Linked DNA regions of Homo sapiens: regions 1, 2 and 3 are each linked to region 4. Evidence: chromatin contacts called from ENCODE Hi-C or POLR2A ChIA-PET data. All regions are on one chromosome and are shown on one strand. The core of a region is the stretch at or near the end of the contact, and the rest is flanking DNA. Distances in the headings are between cores, read along the strand shown.

Region 1 (2,748 bases), core at 98-2,597, 1.3 Mb before region 4:
TTTCAAGGGATATGGATTATGGATTGGAGATTTCCACTTGGTATCAATGATGCTGAAATAACTAGGGTTTTTTTTTTCTTTTTTCCCTAGTAACTTCATTTACCATTGAATTTTGTGGGATTTCAGTTTATTTGAAGCTAGCATTATCTGATTCTCTTCCCGCAGAACTTAGTTCCCTATGGATTATATGACCTGGCATAGTAATCAGGGGGGTTCTTATTTCACTCTATTCAATGTTCTGTCGACTGACAATTTATTTAGTCCTAGTGGAGGCATTCATACTAATGCTTTCATCACACAACTGTGACTCTGCTGGGCCTGTGCACTTTAAAATCCAACTTACATCCAACGTGGGTTTCTCCAAATGGTGTAGCGGCTATCTAAACATAACTGAAATTTCTACTATTAGAACACTATATCACATCTAAATTGAGGCTTAGACCACAAACTTTTGTTTATTTAACCCAAAAATCATTCATAACAATAATTACTAGGGAATACAAATGCCTGTTCTCTAAAACAAAATTTAAAAACCATCTTACTGCTAATATTTGAAATTACTTACAGAATACTAAAAAAGCACACTACCAAATACGTGTCTCACAATTTTTGCCTTAAAAAGTTTTCGGGCTTCTAGTGGGAGTCCTACAGTTGTTTTAACAACAACAAAAATCAATTGATCTTGACTTGCTTTCATTGATAAATCTTTGAAAAGTATAGACTTAGATTAGGACTGAGAGAATTGAAATACAGTGGCCCCTTCTTATATATAGGGGATACATTTTCAGACTCCCAGTGGATGACTGAAACCATAGATAGCACAGAACCTGATTACGTTATGTTTTTTCTTTTTTCTATTTTGAGACAGAGTCTCACTGCTGGTGCAATCTCGGCTCACTGCAACCTCCACCTCCCGAATTCAAGCAATTCTCCTGCCTCAGACCCCCAAATAGCTGGGATTACAGGCATGTGCCACCACGCCCAGCTAATTTTTTGTATTTTTAGTAGAGACAGGGTTTCACCATGTTGGCCAGGCTGGTCTCGAACTCCTGTCCTCAAGTGATCCACCCGCCTCGGCCTCCCAAAGTGCTGGAATTACAAGCATGAGCCACCACACCCCGGCAATGTTTTTTCTTATATATTTGTACCTATGATAAGCTTTCACTTTTTCACTTAAAGGCAGCACTTACAATTCTCTTTGTCCCGTCTGAATTGCAAGCATCACTGCTCTTGCGCTTTGGGTCCATTATAAGTAAAATAAGGATGACTTGAACACAGGAAGTTAATCTGATAACTAAGACGGCTGCCAAGTGACTGCTGGGGGCCGGGGAGGTGTCTACAGCAAGGATATGCTGGACAGAGGGATGACTCATGTCCCAGGCGGAAAGGCACAAGATTTCATCACACTACTCAGAATAGCTTGAAATTTAAAACTTAAGAAAGGTTTATTTCTGGAACTGTCCATTTAATATTTTTCTAACATAGTTGACCTTAGGTAACCGAAACTTCAGAAAGGGAAATGTGAATAAGGGGGCACTATTGTAATCTAGCTTTAACCACTTTTCAGTAATCAAGAGGTGCACAGTATAGATTGAATGTGCATCACTCAGCACAAGGCGTCTAGTGAGAAACTGCAATGATGATGTCGATGACTTTACTGCGTGTGCTCTCCTGGGAATGATGGTCTTGGTTATCACTCAGAAACACTAGCAAACGGGGAAGTGAGGATCTTTAAGAAAAGCTGATTCTCACAATTCCTCTGGGGAGGTTTGTACCATGACTTAGAATCCTATCTCCCTATATATGATGTTTGGTTTTCTCCTCTACCTAGGAAGGGGAGAAGTACTTGAAGTTATCTTCTTGAGTTCTCAATTCCTAAGTCATACTTGGTAGTGTGATTTTGGCCATCAGTGTATGATTTTAAGTATTAGGAATAAGGCCCCACCACCACCCCAACACACTTTTAAATAATAAGACGTTCAGGCCAGGCATGGTGGCTCACGCCTGTAATCCCAGGCACTTTGGGAGGCCTGGCCTCACTTGAGGCCAGGAGTTCGAGACTAGCCTGGCCAACATGGCGAAACCCCATCTCTACTAAAAATACAAAAACTAACAAGGCATGGTGGTGGACGCCTGTAATCCCAGCTACTTGGGAGGCTGAGGCAGGAGAATCGCCTGAACCCGGGAGGCGGAGGTTGCAGTGAGCCAAGATCACGCCACTACACTCCAGCCTGGGCAACAGAGCAAAATTCCGCCAAAAAAACACAAAACAAACGAACAAAAACCAGGAGCTTGCCGTCTAGGCAGCAGCCCACAGAGCAGTAGCTCCCACACTCCAAGCCCCAGACCTGCCTGGAAAGACCTGGGAATAGACCTTGAAGATCTGAGGGTTTACCCTAGTGTGAAACCCCGTTCTGTGCCTGGCCACAGTTATGTCTGGAGGCCAGTGTGGCCAAATAGTAACATTTTAACCACAGGGAGTACAGACAGAAAGGGAGGCTTTCCCTCTGTGCGCCCCCCGGCTGCCCTTTCTCCTGTCCAGCAGAACAGGTTTGAGCTTTTATCATTATTCCAAAAAAATTAATATTTTTGAAGAAGTAGGAAAGTACTTGTACTTGTGAAACACTCAGAATTTCCAATTAGAAAGGCACATATTTAAGGTGCTGCATAAATTTTCTCATGTATCCATATTTCTCTGTCAGCATAACGCAGGCTCTCTGGAATATGGCTGCTTTCTCACTCTGGAGA
Region 2 (2,864 bases), core at 285-2,784, 1.4 Mb before region 4:
TCAAGTGATCCACCCACCTGGCCTCCCAAAGTGCTGAGATTACAGGCATGAGCCACCATGCCCAGCTCAGGTTCCTATTTTTTATCTTCTTTTGTAGAACAAGGCTCTATTAAACTCCCAATTGGTATTTATATGTCCCACCTTCCAGCCCAACCATATCATCTAATAATATCCGTCTAAAATAACAATCAACTTTGGAGGTGTTTTTTTTTTAATCTATAAATTGATGTGGCTCTACTAATGCTAGTATGTAGCCGGAGTTGTGAATCATATAAATCCTTCAGAAGTTTATCATGCCTGTTAAGATTACTATTACTATTAATAAAATCACAGATTGTATCGTATTTAGCATTAGAAGAAGTAAGTACTTATTATTGAGACTTGGCTTTTGTTTTTCTGAGATTGTTACTTTTCAGTGGATCTGTTTATACCTTGTTGAAGAGAGGCAGAACATATTGTCCTAAGGTACAAATCTTTGTTAGTTTTATATAGTTTTAATGGAGGAGGAGCATCATATTTGTGTGTGTTTGAGTGTTTTAAGCTTTTCTGGTTAAATAAAGTGCCTGACACTTTCCCTCTACCTTGCTTTATGTGTGGAAAGTTGTTGATTGGTTACACAGGTATTGAGAACTGAAAAAGGAGAAAGACAGGCTGTAATACAGATTTAGAGACTGCAAAAAAAGCATCTTTTACCCCAGGGCTGGAATAAAAGAGAAGAAAGCCTGTGTAATGATGAAACCAAGACCCTGGCTTGGTGTCTCTCAGCTACTTCAAGAACCTCAGGAGCTCAGAGGGGAGAACCCTAGCTGGCTGCTTCTGGTGTGCATGGAGGGAAGGGGCTGCACGATGAGACTGGTTCTAGAGGTGCTGGGAAAGAAGCATGGAGCCAGGAGACAGCTGCCTCTGGCAAGTGCATAGCTGAAAGGAGCGCACATGGGAAAGAGAACATCTCTTTCCCTCATCCAGCTCTTCAGGGTCGGCTGCTTTACACCCACACTATGCCTCAGTTCTGAGAACCTCACAGAAAACCGGCTGGCAAAGAAGTAGTAGTTGTAGAGCCCTACACTTAAGCATTGGAAAGCATATGGCAGTTCAGTTTGGAACTTAGTAACTGCCACATCATCTTGGAGAAAAACTCAAGAAATATGAAAGCATATTTTTCTACCAGCTGTATAGGATAAGTTGGAATAAGTTGATCAACCAGATGAATATTCAGCTGTGTACCTGACATCTCCACTTAGGTGTTTAAGATAAGTATTTCAGATGTAACCTTTCAAGAGAGAACTTCTGATTCCATATTCCTCAATTTTTATCTCATTACATGGAGCCACCGTCTACTTTATTGCTTAAATCAAGAACCTAAACAACATTGTTCAATTTCTCCTTTTCCCTTACCCTCTGTGTCCAACTGATCATCATGCCTTGTCAGGTTAACATAACTCTTTTCATCTCTGTTACAACCTCTACCCCAGTCCAGTTCATCCTCTCTGTTGCCTGGACAATGTTAAAGCTCATGACCTATCTCAGTAATCACGCTGGCGCCCCCAGCAGTCCATCCACAAAATAGCACAGTGAGGCTTTAAAGACAAATCCTTTTTTGTCACTTCCCTCTCATAAACCCCTTTGTTTAAGTCAATCAAATTATCTGTCATCTTCTGTCTGCCAAAGCTGTCGGAGCAGATCAAGGTGGTAATTGGCATCAAAATTCTTCATAAAATGTGGTCACTCATCATTTTTTCTTTTCTCTGATATTTGTTATTCTTCAATTAAATTAGTCATGTATTTTTTTGTTTGGAAAACCTTTTCTACCCATTATTTCAAATTTATAGAAAACTAATTCATTTTTTAAAATATGTTGAGCACATTCATTTTTGCAAGGCTTTGGGGGTTACAAGGAACATGGGTTTATTGGTTATTGGTTAGTTTATGGATACAATTCATGATAAATTTCTTTAAAAATCAAAAAATAGAAAAACTGAGATAGCACATGGCTATATATGATTGATCACCCCAAAAATAAGCAGCATGAATTTATAAAAGCAAGACCAGTATGCGTGAGAGTTCTTAGAAAAGCCTGCACTCAGGAGAATCGCTTGAACCAGGGAGTTGGAGGTTGCAGTGAGCCAAGATCACGCCACAGCACTGAAGCCTAGCGACAGAGCGAAACTCCAGCTCAAAAAAAAAAAAAAAAAAAAAGCCTGCACTCTGAGAGAAAACGATGATCTGTGTTATTGAGGAACACATAGGATGCTTCCAATAGGAGCCTAACTTGGAGAGGAAAGTACCAGGTCTACTCGGGGATTGTGGACAGATGATTTTGACTAATGCAAAACATTTGCAAGCAAGGTTGCTCATGTAAACTGTTCAATGCCCTGAATGCTGGAGAATTTGGGCCTTTGTGATAGGCAGTGGTTCGAATTATTTTTTTAGTTGACATAGTTTTAATGATTTGGAAATACACATTTGTTTCAGCTCTCTGGTGATTACTTTGTTGTAGTTTTTTTTTAAAAGTATATAGATCTAAAAATACTAAATAAACATGATTTTCTTACTTTCTAACATGTGGTCTGATGAATTCAAAAGATACTTCCACTTAAAGGCATCATAAGACTGGAGAAGGTATAATGTAATGGTTAAACATGAGGACTTTGAATCAGGTATTCTGGGTTGGAAGCCAGGTTTGCAATGTGAACTTTTGTGGCTTTGGATAAGCTGCCTACCCTGCCTGAGCCTCAGGGATAATGCACTGCCAATACCACACATTTGTTAGGAAGCGTAAATGATTGGATAATGAAGATCTAGTGTCTAAGTCTAGAAAAGTTGAACAATGTATAAATTACATTAAACGTGACCTGTTTGTATCC
Region 3 (2,945 bases), core at 330-2,829, 1.3 Mb before region 4:
TGCAGTGTGTCAGCTGTTCTCATATTTTTTTTTCAGAGTTCCCAAATCCGTTAGACAATATTCTGAAGCTATCAAACACTGGTCTTTATTTTTGAATCAAAGTCATTTTAGAAACCACGTCCCTGATCTTTTCGAGACTCATAAAATATAAAAATGGCATCTCATTTTTTTTTTGGACAAGCTTTTTATCTTCTTTGTCCTCTTCAGATAATAAAAATACTAACAATAACAAATAAAAGCAGTTGTCATTTACCGAGCTCACGTTCTCTGCCAAGTACTGTGGTATGTATTTTATATCAACTCATTTTAGTTTTCACAGCAAACTTAGGAAGGAGCCATGAGTTGTATGAAGTTCCTGTGGTTGAGGAAGTTTAAATATCATGTTTAAAGACACACAACTCATAAATGATGAAGTTATTACTAGAACTGGGCTAATCTATTCTTATAAGTTTTAGCAAAATGACAGCTATAAATTTCCATTTCCCAGAGTATTTTCATATGTGTTGTCTCATTGATTTTTCACAGTCCTGAACATAGATCAAGGCTCAGTAGAGTGTGGTTGCGATTTTACAGAGGGAAACCCAAGGCTCAGAGAGGTCATGATTTACCCAAACACAGCTCACTTCCAATAGGGCTGCTGAGGCCGTGGCCACGCTCTGCACCAAACAAAGCCAGTGTGCAAATTGGGCCATTGGACCCAGCTCCAGTGCTCATTCACAATCCCACACTGAAAAAAGCAAGAGAACAGAACGAACGCACATGCAAAACCACCTATATGGCATCAAGGAGGTCTTTTTCCTCAAGTATGAGCTAGGCTTTTCCAGCCTGGCTGGAAAGCCTAGCAGAGAATGGGATTCTCTGCTAAGGTCAACAAGATGCGGCGCAGCCACTACCTACGAAGCTGCTTAGCACGCCCCACTGTGTGCCTGCCCAGGGGAGGACACGCAGCCCTAGGGGTCTGCTTATGATTTCTGCCCCTGCTTGTCTCTGCTGCTTGCAGCCAGCGCTGGCTGGACATGGAGAGCCAGCACCGAGTTCCATTGCTTCCATTTGGCACCAAGTGCCTGATGGAGCTGTCCACTCTCAACAAGAAAGGGGCCTGAGGTGTTGGGGCAGAATGAGGGTCCTCGCTTGAGCTCACCTTGACTCTTCTCACAGGCCAGGCCATGAAGGGAAGGGAAACGGAGCAAAGCCAAGAGACAGGGAAAAGTGTGGGGGATAACCTGGGGGCTGGAGGGCTGGTTGGGGGGTGCAAGGGGCGGTCGCGGTGAAATCTGGCCTTACGGGCACGGTGCTAGTGGGGAGAACGTTAAAGGAAGTCACTTTAATCTTCAGAATGAGCTCAGAGGTCCACAGGGTGGATATGGAACCCCTATTCATTCATTTAATATATGATTAGATGTCAGTGTTGTTGGAGTTACATTTTAGGAAATGACTATTCATAATGGAAGTCCTGGCACGGTTTCTTTCTAATCAGCAAAACGGGGTGGTGGGCTCAGCTGTGGCACCCTCGCAAGAGGCTCTTAATTTACGAGTGATGTTAAATTATGCTGGCTGCCAGATAGTCAGATACGGGAAGTGATACAATAAGTCATTGGGGATGTGCTAGTTCTTCTTTTTTCATTTGACAACCACAGGAAGTGGCCATTAGCCAAGCCATCTGAGAGAAAGCATCTGATTGCTCTGCTACGTGCACAGTATCTTGAGTAACTGCAAAAGCCTGAGAGGAAGGACTGCAGGGGGTGGGGATGAGAAGCAGGGTGAGGGGGAGGATAGAGATCTGGGGGTCAGGGCCCTCAGAAGCTAGCATCAGGACAGCTCATGTGGCTTGTTTTTCGCAGGCTCCCCAGGGACTATTCCAGGTTGGGCTAAGCCTAGTCAGGTTTGTCAAAGCCCTACAAAAATAGTTCATGTTATTTCTGTGGCAAATCATGCACAAAGAACTTATGAATAACTAATTTCTTACTTGGCTCTTTTCTAGAAAGGGTAATTCAATACAATGCGCTTTCCAGTCTGTCACAACTGCACGAGGGCAGAGGCAGATTGCAGGTGGGGCAGGACTTCGTAGCCAGGACAAACTTGACTGCAGAGGGTAGCCTGTTCCTCAACCTTCTGAAGCCCTGACTGAGACTTGAAACTGTAGAGAAATTAGCAGGATTCTGGGGAGAACAGAGTCTGGAGAGAACAGAATGGAGTGTGCATGTTTGAAGATGTATAGTTTCTAACAGCAATTTCAGTGCTTGTAGGCAATTTATAAATATTCGAGAAAGATGCTACCATACTTGGCTGAAAGGCTGACGGAGATGGTATTAGGTAACGGAAGTTACAGACAGTGGATGTATGAAGCTGATATTATAGGAGTCCCCTTTCCATCTGGGCAGTATGAACAGGTTGCAACTTACCCTCCTAGTTAGATCCTAGCCGTCTTAGCTTCCTTTTCTGGCATGGCCAGCCATTGCTTTCTGACCTCTTTGAAATAAATACTTTTATGCCCATAAAAAGAGTGTTTTTTTTTTGAATTAAGAAAAAAAGACTTTGATTGGATGGTTTCTAAGCTTTCTTGCACATCGGAGTCACTGGGTGATCTTGATAACATTCCAGTGCCTTTCTTTTCTTTTTTTTTTTTTTTTTTTTTTTTTGAGACAGAGTCTCGCTCTGTCGCCCAGGCTGGAGTGCAGTGGTGTGATCTTGGCTCACTGCAAGCCCCGCCTCCCGGGTTCACGCCATTCTCCTGCCTCAGCCTCTCCGAGTAGCTGGGACTACAGGCACCCACCACCATGCCTGGCTAATTTTTAGTATTTTTAGTAGAGATGGGGTTTCACTGTGGTCTCGATCTCCTGACCTCGTGATCCGCCCGCCTCGGCCTCCCAAAGTGCTGAGGTTACAAGCATGAGCCACCGTGCCCCGCTTTTCAGGGCTTTTCAAAGATCATTTTCTCCAACTCA
Region 4 (2,873 bases), core at 249-2,748:
ATACATACCTACACACACTTATACAGACCTACACCACACACACATCATACACACACTCACACCACACACACACACTCACCACACACTCACCTATACCTATACCACACACATACAACACTTCATACTCACACATGCCTACACTACACACTCACACACACACTCACATATACCTGCACCACACATTTACACAGAACATCATACACTCACACATGCATACACACACATATAACACAAGCTCACAACACCACACACACACTCTCACATGCCTACACCACACGTTCACACACAAGATACAGAGAGAAGAGTCTGGCGCCTGCTTCCTGACAAATGGTGCCTCCTTCTATTTGCTGATGAGTTTGAGGAAAACCTCCTTTCAGTTCAGCGTAATACGTTAATGTGGCAGCTTGATGCCATTAAGTACTTCTAGAACATTTTTGACTGTTATACTCAGTTAAAAGTCAATCTAACTATGGGGTCTAAAATTAGACACACGTCTATCTCATCATCTTCAGACACTGTCAATTTCTCATGATTTAACTTACATTGCCTTTTATTCTTTATATCTGCTCTTTTCTGTGTATTTTCTCATGCAAGTATCCCATACACCCTAAAAAGTGGATAAAAAGAAGAATCTTAACAAATGTTAGTATAGAAATGACAGGGTGAATCCATAGTACCATCTAGAGTCTTGGCAGATCATGACAATCTTTCTAATAAGCAAAGCATTCTTTTACTCTCCGAGAAATTTTGAGAGGTTTGAGAAGAAAAATAATGTATTTTCTTCATTTCATCAGTGTAGCTCTAAAGAATTAAATCTATGTATGCTGACAGTCATCACTCCTACAGAATCTTTTCATTTCCCAGAAACGCCTCTACTTTTCAATCATCAGACCACTAAGATATTGCTGAAAGTAATTGGGGTATTACAGGGCCTAGTTTTTACCATGTGAAATTCTATCCTAGACATCAATTTCTGATTATATATCCTGGAGAAAGAATATTTTAAAATGTTACATAAAAAATAATCTTATTAAATATGGGGAAATATTCAACTGGTTGTTTAAGCAAATGAACCTTAAATCAAAAATCGGGTTTGAGTGCAAAGTAAAGTGTGCTAAAGAAAAGCAAAGAAAGAAAGAAATACAAAGTGTGAATGATTTTTTTCATATGCTCCCCCGTTTCTGTTAAAATGCATTTCCTTATTTCGGGCAAGCTGGCTGTCCCTGGCAGTGTATCTGCCTGTTAGGAATATCTCCTTTTTGCAGAGTTGCCTAAAGCTATCAGTGGTCCCTGTTTCCTCTGAATTAATGTCATTGATAAGCGGTAAAAGGGAGAAATGTTGGCAATATATGATTATAGATTAAATGATGCAATTTCAGGGTCAGTTCTACAGAAAGCACTTATAAGACTCTGACAAGTGAAGATGAATGGAAATGAAGGAGTGCATTTTCAACAGAGCCTGGTGCCCGCCGGCTTCCAAGGCTCTGCTGCCATCTGCTGGCCGCGGCGAGGCACGGGCGTGCCCGGCCACACACTTGCTTCTGCTGTCTCTCATTAAGGGAACAGTTCTCATTTTAGGTCGCAGCTTACCTTCGGCATCCATAGACCTGTCAATTAGCCCTCTCCCTGTATTCTGATTCATTTCCAGCAGCAGACGTGCCAAAGACTGGCAGGAACTCAGGGAAATATATCCTGAGCACAGGTGGTATGTTGAATATGCCTTGGTGCTTTATTTGAACTAACCAACTGATACATTTAAACAATATAGGCATGAGACGGAGGGGGAAACTAGGAGACAGAACTGGCGATAAATTTGAGGTAATTATCTAAAATTGTTGCTTTACGATTTGTTTTCTTTGTCCCTATGCTGTCAATAAATGCATACGTTGCATTTTGACACTAACGTAATTTAGTTAAAATCCAGGAATGCGTTCGGCAGCTGCTTTTCCAAGTGTGCACACACAGCTTCTCTCAGGAACCAAGAGTCACTGCCTCCCCTCCTCTCCTTCCCATCTCAAGGGTGCTGGAAATAAATTTGATGCGGTAGGTCTAATTTTATTTTATTTTTTTAAATTGACTCAGTATTTGATTTCTCCCTAGAGACTCACTGCTACCTCTAGGTCGAGATGAGATTTCTGTCGTGCATTAAGCTAATTTGGATTGTGAATGAATACAAGTCCAGGAAGTCGATTCTGAGACCCGATACCCTGCGAGGGGAGTGCAGGATAAGCAGGAGACATTAATTAGCGCTGCCTTAAGCAGTTTTACCGACGCAGGCGGGACTGTGGTGGAGCACTGGAGATGCTGCGAGCCCTGAGCTGCCTTCACAGCCTTGTTGGGTGTGCTGCTGGATCACACTGCATGAGAAATGGAAGCAACCTATCTGTAAAGAGCCTGCAAACCTCAGGACGCTCTGGAAGCCAGTGGAATAATTACAGTGGGATGAGGCTGCAAGTCCCCTTGCTTCCTGAGCTGCATTCATGGCTGTGTGAAGGGGAGAAAGGAATACATTTGAGGTCTTTTCATGGAAGACACAGATATTTTAATGTTGCGATACCATCCAACAGGGTGAGCTGAGAGAACCAACACTAAGAGTTTCACAGATAGAACACCACTATTCCCTGTGTAAAACAGGAGGTAGGCAGGCGTAGGCCTCCCCTGGAAAACAATGTTTTAAGAGCTCATAAATACCTAGACGTCAAATCATCCTCGTTTCTAGTGTTTGTATAGATATTTCCAATAATATATTTAGTGGGCTCACTTTTTTATTTTGTGCATTTATCCTGGTTTATTGTTTATTTTTCCTGAATTATTGGCCAATGAATATTTATATTAGAACAGAAAAAAATATATTCTAAAATTAATGTCATAAA

Evidence for each region. A loop is a pair of places that touch in the nucleus more often than their neighbours do. ChIA-PET counts read pairs that join two places held with the same protein, here RNA polymerase II (POLR2A). Pooled maps may share reads with other maps.
Region 1: a loop to region 4 is called in a map of endothelial cell of umbilical vein, with 5 times the contacts of the local background. The contact joins two enhancer-like sites. A Hi-C loop is called at or near these places in 4 of 168 maps with a recorded cell type or tissue (Calu3, Panc1, dorsolateral prefrontal cortex and 1 more), 1 of 37 single-sample maps with no recorded cell type and 11 of 50 pooled maps. POLR2A ChIA-PET finds 5 or more read pairs at or near these places in 1 of 52 experiments (RWPE1).
Region 2: a loop to region 4 is called in a pooled map, with 9 times the contacts of the local background. The contact joins two enhancer-like sites. A Hi-C loop is called at or near these places in 1 of 168 maps with a recorded cell type or tissue (posterior cingulate gyrus), 1 of 37 single-sample maps with no recorded cell type and 8 of 50 pooled maps.
Region 3: a loop to region 4 is called in a map with no recorded cell type, with 5 times the contacts of the local background. The contact joins two enhancer-like sites. A Hi-C loop is called at or near these places in 1 of 168 maps with a recorded cell type or tissue (heart left ventricle), 4 of 37 single-sample maps with no recorded cell type and 4 of 50 pooled maps.

The regions. Positions count from the first base shown.
Region 1 is chr6:163,584,669-163,587,416 of GRCh38, forward strand. No RefSeq gene overlaps it. Among named protein-coding and RNA genes, the nearest start is that of QKI, 170 kb to the left of the region's middle. Within about 2 kb of position 1,348, at least 9 of the 41 ENCODE cell types and tissues checked have a DNase peak (open chromatin) inside an H3K27ac peak, as active enhancers do.
Region 2 is chr6:163,553,335-163,556,198 of GRCh38, forward strand. The region is part of intron 4 of QKI (QKI, KH domain containing RNA binding); the gene reads left to right. Among named protein-coding and RNA genes, the nearest start is that of QKI, 140 kb to the left of the region's middle. Within about 2 kb of position 1,535, at least 5 of the 41 ENCODE cell types and tissues checked have a DNase peak (open chromatin) inside an H3K27ac peak, as active enhancers do.
Region 3 is chr6:163,666,237-163,669,181 of GRCh38, forward strand. The region is part of intron 1 of LOC102724152 (a long non-coding RNA gene); the gene reads right to left. Among named protein-coding and RNA genes, the nearest start is that of QKI, 250 kb to the left of the region's middle. Within about 2 kb of position 1,580, at least 6 of the 41 ENCODE cell types and tissues checked have a DNase peak (open chromatin) inside an H3K27ac peak, as active enhancers do.
Region 4 is chr6:164,926,238-164,929,110 of GRCh38, forward strand. No RefSeq gene overlaps it. Among named protein-coding and RNA genes, the nearest start is that of MEAT6, 110 kb to the left of the region's middle. Within about 2 kb of position 1,499, at least 2 of the 41 ENCODE cell types and tissues checked have a DNase peak (open chromatin) inside an H3K27ac peak, as active enhancers do.